2 separate regions of the Mus musculus genome follow, and region 2 is linked to region 1. A link is a contact called in ENCODE Hi-C or POLR2A ChIA-PET data. All regions are on one chromosome and are shown on one strand. Each heading gives the region's core, a stretch centred on a gene start or an enhancer-like site at or near the end of the contact. The rest is flanking DNA. Distances are from core to core; before and after follow the strand shown.

Region 1 (4,799 bases), core at 1,444-3,943:
CTCCCCCACTGGCTGTGGCGCATCTACCAGATGCTTCTCTTCATGGTCAACACACACCATTTGGGTTTCAAATCTAATGCAAGTCCAAGTTTCAACATGTCTACAAATCCAACTTGAATATGATCCTAAATTCACATGCCTAAATAGTCTACAGAATGTGGGTCAGTGAGTGATGGGGGGCCATGGCAAATGGGACCCCACCACACGAAATATGCACTCTCTTAGCTCAAATCCCTAGGCCTGAATTAGTGCTGTTGAAATTGGGCTGACTCATTTGACTTTCTTTTTTAAATTTTATTTATTAGTATGTGTATGTGCATGTGTGCATGCGTAGGCATGTGCATGTGTGGGAGCGTGAATACAGGCACAGGCGTGTGTGTGTGTGTGTGTGTGTGTGTGTGTGTGTGTGCGTGTGAGAGAGAGAGAGAGAGAGAGAAAGGAAGAGAGGAAGAGAAGAAGAGGGAGAGGGAGAGAGGGAGGGAGGGAGAGAGAAAATGCATGCATATGTGTGCGTGCATGTGTGTGCATGTGCGCGTTCATGAATACAGGCATGAGCATGCTGTGAGGCACATTTGGAGGTAAGAGGACAACTTTGCAGAGGGTGTCCTCTCTACTGTAGATTCTTGGATCAAACTCAGCTCATCACCAGCTTTTACCCAGAGAACCATCTCACTGGCCCCTCAGGGGATTTACCTTAACTCCTTCACAAACTGAGAAACTGCAGAGCCAAGAAGGCAGGGCAACCAGCTGGATGGAAACAGAGCTGCCCTCCACACACATACTCACCCCCAGACTCCCCAACTCTCGGATTCCTTAACCAGGGGCTTTTTCTGCTATTCCATCTCCTTCTGCCTCTCCAGGGACTCAGTACAGGGACCGGAGAGGGTGGCAGGGCTCCAGAGCTCAGGGAGAACAAACTTGAGGCTGGAGTGGGCTCCTGGCCCCACCAAAGGCCATAGGGGAAACTATCCAACTGTTTGGTGGCTCCTTCGGCCCCAAAGGCTGGGCCTGTTCGGGATCTAACCAGTCAATTAACCTATGGGGACTTACTTAATATCTAATAGAAGCTGGGAGAGAAAGGCTGGGGAGGAAAGCATGAGCTGTTCTTGCTGGGGCTGGTGGCACAGGCCTGTCATCCTGAAGCAAGAGAATCGTAGTTCAAGACCTGTCCGGACTACAGAAATGACTTCAAGAGCAACGTAATGAGAGCTTTCTCATGGCCTTGCATTTAATCCCAGCACTGGTGTGGGGTGGGAAGGATGAGATGGGACACAGGCATTCACTTTTTCTTTTGTATGTTTTAAAAAGAGGAACAGACAATTGTCCATGTCAAACAAGAGACCAGGCTGTGGGCTGCCCCCACATCTACATAAACGATCTGAGCCCATTCACAAGCTGCCTGCACGCACATCAGCACTCTTTGGACAATCAAGGCACTGGGCACCCCTCTGCAACCAGAACAATCCACAGATCCCAGGCCGGCCCCACAAGTCTAGGTTCTAGGCTCCTAGAAGCAGGAATACAGTCAATCTACCACATAAGGATGGTGGTGGCAGAGAGTCAGGGAGAAACAGGAGCAATGGGCCCACATGGGCCCGACACATAGGCCCATGCTGCTCCCGTACAACCAGGGCCACCTATCCCAGACTCTGGATAGGGGAGACTCAGAAATTTTCAAGGAAACTAGACATGGTGGCAAATACCTATAACCCCAGCACAAGGAAAACTGAAACAGGAGGACCCCAAGTCCCAGGTCAGCCTGAGCTACAGAACAAGACAGCTCACCTGTGCCCTCCCACCACCAGTTTGTAACACAGCCCCAGGATATGTTTAAATTTGAAATCTTCTGGTCACCATCTATAAAAGCCATGCTGGACAATAAAGAGAGAGAGAGAGAGAGATTGGGTGTGGACTAGAATGATACTGCAACCACAGCATTTTTAAATTGCATGTCTATTAAGCTGCACTTATAGCTCTCCTGGGACAAACCAGGCCCACTGGTTGGACATGCCTGATGATACAAACTTCCCACTGGGAGACAAAATGAACCAGTTATATGCCTGCACAGCCTGGGGGTGAGGCCTGTGGCATGACCCCAGAAGAAGGGCCCATAGGGTGCCAGCAACAGGTAGATAAAGACAAGCCACAGAGAAGGCCTGCGGTCTGTTCCAGACCTCTGGAGGCCTTCCTGAGGAGCCTAACTAATGCAAGCAGAATTCTGGAAAGCTCTCAATGTTGTGGGGCAGCCCCAGTTGTGAGATGGAAACATCACCTTCCTCAATGAAACTGTTAATAAAAATTAACTGAAAAAAAATCACTTCTAAGAAAAGACTCTGCAAGCCATTAAGGGCTTCCTGCATTAAGCCAGGACCAACTATTAGGTCATCAAACAAGGACAGACAGGAAGTTTGCATATAATAAATTGAAGGTGAGTGTGCTATTCTGCTTTGAGGAAGCTATGATTGTGAACACTGTATAATTTCTCTGGCAGATCTGAAACTGATCTCACCTAAATTCCAAACTTGGGGCTGAGGTATTTAAACCTTGACCATGGCAATGACCCAGTCTTTAAGGGTCAGAACTCAACTTCATTATCTGCAGCCCTAAGATCTCTGCAAAGGAGCCACTGCGACACTCCGGCCGCACCAGCTGGTCCTATATTTAGTTACTGTTGTGGTCAACTGGGAACTTTAGAGCCTGGCAGCCGCTCTGCGGGGCAACCGGAGCCTCCGCAGCCATGCGCACGATCTGCCCCACCGCTGGCTCCGCTGGCTCCAGACAGACTTCGGGACCCTGCTGAAGCCAAGAGCTGATGTGGCGAGGTAAGGGGCACAATGCTAATCACACCCCAACAGTCCCAAAGGTCCACTCGAGACCAGAGCAGAGATGACCCACTTTCTCACCCAGGGGAAAGAGCCCGCTGGGGCAATGAGCTGGACACGTTGGCGCCTGGTTTCGCAGCTCAGCTTTAGAGTTGGGGAGCCCCGCGTGAGCATCCTTAGACTGTACCGACAGTACACAGTGGCCAAGGACAGGATCCCTGGACCCCATTCTCACAGCCAGTGGCTGCTCGTCTCCAGCCTCGCGCTGGCCTGGCAGACAGGAACTGGGACAAATGGAGCAAGCAGAGGGGGGACGCTGGTGATCGCAGAGGCCGGGGGCGTCCCACGCTGCCAGGGGCGGAGAGGCACACTCCCAAGTGACATGCGCAGCTGCCTCTCCCGATGGGCAAGGGCGTCTCACTGGGGAGACGGAAGCCGGGCTGTCCGAGAGCTCTAACCACGAGCCTCCCACTACCGCAAGCGATAGTCCATGACCTCTGGGCACCGCCCGAGCCATGACTCGGTGCTACCAGGTGTGCTGGGGGAGGGGAAGGGACACGGCCAAGCCCAGTGCTTTCCCTTCTGCCCCTGCCACGCTCGGCCTCTGGCCACCGTTATTCAGCGCGGCGCGAAGCCTGTGGGCCGCTGGAGGCAGCACTTACGGCGACAATGCGTCCTAGAGCCCAGCGCCCAGCACTCACGCTCCCGCGGCGACCGACGGCACCCGGTGCAAGTTCTGAGCCCGAGGGGCGGAGCCAAAGGGGCAGGGAGCTCAGCGCGCACGGCCGCTCAGCCAATAGTGACACCAGGATACGACCCAGGGCGGGGAGGGGCCAGCGCTCCGCCCGCGCGCACCAATCAGCGCGCAACTCCTCCTGCGCGCTCGGGAACCAAGGGAGGAACCGCTTTGTGTGGAGTCGGCAAAGCCAGCGCGCTAGGGGCGGGGCCCTGCATCTTCTTGTGTAGGATGCTTCTCCAGGCTGGATTTTATTTTGTTTTTAATTCCACGGATGAGCCGGGTTCAGCAGATCGGGGAACTTTGGAAAACGCAAAGAAACGCTAATTGAAGCCGCACTGTAACTTCATCTCTTCAGACTAAAGTAAACATGGAACTAAAGTCTACCTGCTTCACGGGTCGCTGTGAGAACTGATGAAGGGACTGTGGAGTCCAGCGCTGCTGCGACGCAAAAACACAACTCTCACCTCAAAGGGGATCAGAGATGGCTTATCCTAGAGCCAAATAGGAGCGACCCTAGCCCGGGAACACAAATACAGGTTATTCCATGTCCCAACATGGTAACAGTTTGATAAAAATTGTGAATTATTTTGTGCTTTTTTTTTTTTTTTTTAGTTATTTTATGCGTGTTTGCCCGCGTGTGTATTTGTGCACCACCTATGTGTCTGGTGTCCTCAGAGGCCAAAAGAGGGGTCAAATCTCCTGGGATTGGAGTTGCAAACAGCTATGAACCATCCTGTACATGATTGGACAACCCTTGCAAAGGAACGGTGTAGCTGTCTCTCCAGCCTCTTAATGAAGAACAAAGAAAAACGTAAAAACAAGGCACTTTTCAATTGTATTGGTGAGGATATCAGGTAAACAGGCTACAGCAAAGGAGAAAAAGATCTCAGCTATAGGCCCCAGATGCTAGCCTGAGAGCATTCTTAGCCCTTTGGTTGATCGGAAACTAGAGATCTGTTCTTGCACTCTGACTTACTGGATAGTTACAAAGATGTTAAGCCAAGTAGAGGGCAGAGCAATCAGTAGTTGTTAAAGGACATAAAGATGCCACAAAATGCCAGTCTGGCTCTGGACCTGCAACATTTTAACCCTTTTGTGTCACTAAATTTCTAGTCAGTAAATCAGACTAGCAAAAGATGCTGCTGTTCTTTTGAGTAATTTGTATTCACGGCTGCCAGACTAGCCACCAGGACCACAGCTTCTAAAATGTAGCCACTTCACAGATCTCCTGTTGTGTA
Region 2 (4,799 bases), core at 1,162-3,661, 200 kb before region 1:
AAACCTGCACAACTTAGCACTTTAAGAAGCCAGTAACAAATACATGTTTAAATTCAAGTTTATTGAGTAAATAAAACAATACATCTTTCTTCTACAGTCCCCCTAGCCAGACATCCTCCCTTATCTCTCACTTTATTCCAGGAGAGACCCAGTTCATCTTTAACAGGCTGTGGCCTACTGTGGCCTCTTACACCCAACAAGTCTAATTCATGTGCACTGGTTTGCTGCCAATAGTCCAGCACTTTGTTTTTAGCCACATCTCTTTAGAAGAATTCCCAAGATGGACATGGGTGTGAAAGCTTTGACCACAGCACCTGAGAGGCTGAGGCAGGAAGAGGAGCTTTAGTGTGTTGCAGCTTCACCAAGCCAAAGTAGGCTACATAGTGACACTCTGTTTCAAAGGAAAACAAAACAAAACAAACAAACAAACAAAAAACAAAAACAAAAACAAAAACAAAGAAAAGGAAAGCAAATATTCTCAGCCTGGTTAATTCTACAAATGTGATACTTTAGAGGATTTTTTTAAGTGGTAACGTAACTGACTTACTTTCATTTTCCAATTTATTTTCCTTCCCAGTTCTTGTTTTAAAAGCCTTCCTACCAAAATGATAAGGAAAAGTATTAGAATGAATTCTTCAGTGATGTTAAAAAGTAGTACTGGGACTGGAGAGATGGCTCAGTGGGTAAGAGCACTGACTGCTCTTCCAGAGTTCAATTCCCAGCAACCACATGATGGCTCACAACCATCTGTAATGGGATCCGATGCCCTCTCCTGGTGTGTCTAACAGTTACAGTGTACTCATATACATAAAATAAATACATAAATCTTAAAAAAAAAAAAAAGTAGTACTCCTCTCAGAGCCCAGAGTTGGGCTGTACTGCTGCCCAAAGCTGAAGAAATGGCCTTGCTGACACTGTCCTTGAGATCTCGGGATCTGAACCAATTCATCCACCAGCAACCTTAGAATTTATACAGCACCAGCACAAATACCTTCATCTCATCCTCCCACCAACTCTAGCAAGCCAAGATGAAGACGAGGACACTCTTTAGGCTCCCTGTCCTGTTCAAGACTGTGCGGTCAAAAGCATCAGTTCCAAAAGCCAGGAGAGACGGATCAGAGGTTCAGAGTACCAACTGCTCTCCCAGAGGCCCTGGGTTCAAGCCCCAGCACCCACATGCGGCTCAGAACTGTAACTTCATCTCTAGGGGATCTCACACAGGCACACATGGAGGTAAAACAACAATTCACATCAAATAAAAATAAGGTATTTAAGAAGAAAAGCCTCTCACCTAAAACCAAAGCCCTTTTCCTGCTAATATTAAATTCCAATCATAAGACTTCCAAAAGGGTAAAAGGTAACTTTCTTCCTTAACCTACCACCTACACAGACGATAATCTTAAGAACACACTATTTTCTATTCTTCGTCTACTCTATCATCTATGGAATGTTAAGAATATTAAAACCAACAACACAATTCATGAACCTTAAGTAAAAACCGTGCAAATATCAAGATGGGAACAAACAAGTGCCAGAAAGACCATCAAGCAATAAAAAACGTACTCTCAAACATATTCACTCCGGGTGAATCTGGGATAGAAGGCAGCTGGCTATTAACTAAGAAAGTCTACGTAGCTGCAAGGTGAATGTCAAAGATCAGCTTCCTGACAATTCCCCCCTAACCCTCCCTTCTCAACCTGAGCGGACAGTGCCCAGGTACTGAAGAAACACCCAGTGAGGGAGGATACTGAGAAAGGGTACGACTACCAATGGTACCATTGGTCGGTACCATTCTCACCTGGGTAAAAATGACGAAGAAAACATTCATCTACGATAATCGCCCAAGAGGGAATTTTTCCATGCACAGGAAAAATAAAAAGGGTGGATGGGAGTGGGGTGTTGGTGGAGGGAGAGACCATGGGTTCCAGACAGGGCATCGGATACCCAGAGGCTGAACGTGGGGCTCGAGCGCCCACTCGCTACTCGAGGGCCACGATCTGCAGAACGCAAGGATGAGTGCCAGGGCTCCAGCTATCCTCACCGAGGAACCAGACTCCTCCGCTATGGAGGCCACGAAGCCGTCTCCTCCCCCAAAAAAAACCCCGACCGCCGCCACGCCACCCCGCAGCCCGTCCCCGCCCAGAGCCGGCCCGCGGAACCGCCTGCGTGTCACTGCACCCCCACCCAGCCCCTCCGCGGCGGCCCCGCGCCCCGGCCTTCGCTGTGGCCCGTCCCGGGCCCGCTGCCCCACCGCCACCTCCTCCGCTGGGGCCCCGACTCACGGCCCGAGGGGCTCCTCCGGCGGTGGCTGGCGGCGCGACCCTCCCTCAGAGCACACAGACCAGCAGTCCCCGGGTCCGCCAGCTACGCGCCGGATGTACGTCACGCCCCTCCCTGAGACTTCCGGGCACGCACGTGCCCCGCCCCCTCGACGCGTCACGCCGTCCGGGCTGTGGGTACCGCCCTAACAGCCACTCTGGCCGCGGAGAGGCGGGCCTAAGGAGTGACGTACGCTCGGGGTGAGGCTCCGCCCGCTCTGTGGAGGCTCTCAAGCGGGGTAAGACGTGGCAGCGTCTGTCAGGCGGCCTGGGCTTCTGTCCCCAACTTAAGCAGCTACTTAAGCAGCCTGGGGCTTCCGATCCCAGTATGTTTTCAGACGCGCGCCGGACATCAGAAGCGGAGGCTGCCAGATATCAGTAGAGTCTAGGACAGTAGAATTGACTTTGGAGACCTCAACCTAGGTGGATGTCACCTAGTCATCGTTTTAAGTTGTTTTCCCCGCCTTGGGATAGCGTTTCTATTTTTCAGCTTTCTAAATAAAAGCAACAAGAGTTTAATGAGCAGTTTTGGGCAGTACCCTGACTGCTTGGGATCCTTCATCTGGTTTAACCCTCAGTACGTATTAATAGCTCCACTGAACAAATCAGTTAACTGGGGCTTGCAAAATAGCTCATCCATCAGGTCAAGGTAGGTTTGCCTACTGTTTTAGCCAGGGCTCTCAGAGGAACCACAACTGGCCCCGCATTGTGATGCACGCCTTTAATGCCAGCCCTTGGGAAGCTAATGTCTATGGATCTCTGAGTTCCAGGCCAGCCAGAGTTACACGGCGATACCCTGTCTTAAACAAACGAATAAATAAGGAACAGAGATAGAATAATTATACATGTGCAACTTAAAAAATATTTACAAGTGTTTTGTTTGCATGAATGTCTGTACTATGTACATGTTTGTTGCCTGCAGAGACCAAAAGGGTGTCAGATCTCCTGGAACGGGAGTTATAGACCATGGTGAGATTCTAGTGAGCATATCTCTGCTGGGAATTGAACCCAAGTCCTCTGGAAGACCATCCAGTGCTCTTCACTGCTCAGCCATCTCTCTAACCCCAATATATCGTTAAGAGGATTTATTAGAGTGGCTTACAGGCTGTGGTCTGAGTAGTCCAACAATTGGTTGTTTCCCAATGGGAAGGCCAAGAGTTGGGTAATGGTTCAGACCATACCAGACTGATAGGCTCAGCAGTCCCAATCTGATGCTGAGAATCTAGGGAACTACTACATAGCCAGTAGTCTTCAGTCGAAGTTGGAATCCCAAAGAAGTAGGTCCTAATATCAATGGAGGGATGCCTCAACAACAGAACAGATGAACTTGCCAGGGAGAGTGAGGGCAAGCAGGCAAAAAAGCAAACGCCTCCTCCTTCCATGTCCTTTTATGTGGGCTGCCACTCGAGAGTGTGGCCCAGATTTAGGGTGGGTCTTCCCACTTCATATGATCCGATCAAGAAAAATCCCTCACAGGTGTGACCAGCTGCTTTCATCTTAGTTAATTCCAGATGTGATCAACTTGACAACCAAGATTAGCAGTCACACTGCTCAAAGATCAAGACTGACAACCTGAGTTCAAGTTCCAGAACCACAGAAAGTGGGGTGGGGAGGGCAGTCTCTGCAAATGCCAGGGCTGGCAAAGGAATGGTTCCTGTGAACTAAGAAGGAAAGCAAGTGAGTGCGACTTAGTTAGCCAGTGTTGGTTCCAACTTCCAGAGTTTGATACCAGGCATTTCATAAAAATGGGTCTAAAGCTACAGGAGGGTCTGGTGAGGTCTCAGTCATGAGGTCACCAAGCTAAAAAGTACATGTGACATCTCCCCTAAGAATGAGTTCAATCCCAGCACCCACATGGCTGCTCACAAGCATCTGTAACTCCAGTCCCACGGGATCCAGCACCCTTTTCTGACCTTCAAGGCTTCTTAGAACACACAACACACATATATGTAAGTAAAATGTTCATAGACACAAACTGACTAAGGTCATTTTAAAAATCAAAAAAACAATGCAGCAAGGTGTATCAGAATACAGCTACATTCCAGCCCTCGGGGGGCAGAGGCAGGAGAACCTCTGAACTCTGAGGGCAGCTTGGCTTGTGAGTGCCAAGAAGAGATGCAGTCCAGCCCTGCACGAGCAGCCCAAGGGGCTCCTTTCCCCATCCCATTCAAGTAAAGACAGGCATTTGCCTGCAGCTCAGAAGAATCAGAGTGACGTGAAGTTAGCCAGTTTATTAAACAGACCTAAGAAGAGGTACAAGCTTCCGAAAGGTTCTCAACCGGCCTAAGGCTTCGACTCTTTAATACAGTTCCTCAGGCTGTGGCAACCTGGGACTCCCCCTCAACCATAAAATTATTTTCAGTTTTGTTTTTGTTTTGTTTTTGTTTTTTGAGACAGAGTTTCTCTGTGTAGCCCTGGCTGTCCTGGAACTCACTCTGTAGCCCAGGCTGGCCTCGAACTCAGAAATCTGCCTGCCTCTGC

The links. Hi-C counts contacts between places; a loop is a spot of excess contacts on that map. ChIA-PET counts read pairs that join two places held with the same protein, here RNA polymerase II (POLR2A).
Region 2: POLR2A ChIA-PET joins it to region 1 with 12 read pairs in embryonic stem cell. The contact joins the promoter of Sar1a here to the promoter of D830039M14Rik in region 1. A Hi-C loop is called at or near these places in 4 of 37 maps with a recorded cell type or tissue (CH12F3, heart and v-Abl transformed pro-B cells). POLR2A ChIA-PET finds 5 or more read pairs at or near these places in 2 of 5 experiments (Patski and embryonic stem cell).

Annotation. Positions count from the first base shown.
Region 1 is chr10:61,474,575-61,479,373 of GRCm38, reverse strand. D830039M14Rik (RIKEN cDNA D830039M14 gene) reads left to right here and starts at 2,693. Exons shown (of 1, transcript NR_166099.1): 1 at 2,693-4,147. It overlaps Lrrc20 (leucine rich repeat containing 20), which reads right to left and starts at 3,541. Exons shown (of 5, transcript NM_153542.1): 1 at 3,485-3,541.
Region 2 is chr10:61,677,897-61,682,695 of GRCm38, reverse strand. Sar1a (secretion associated Ras related GTPase 1A) reads right to left here and starts at 2,411. Exons shown (of 7, transcript NM_009120.3): 1 at 2,283-2,411. 1700022H01Rik (RIKEN cDNA 1700022H01 gene) reads left to right here and starts at 2,406. Exons shown (of 2, transcript NR_126477.1): 1 at 2,406-2,557.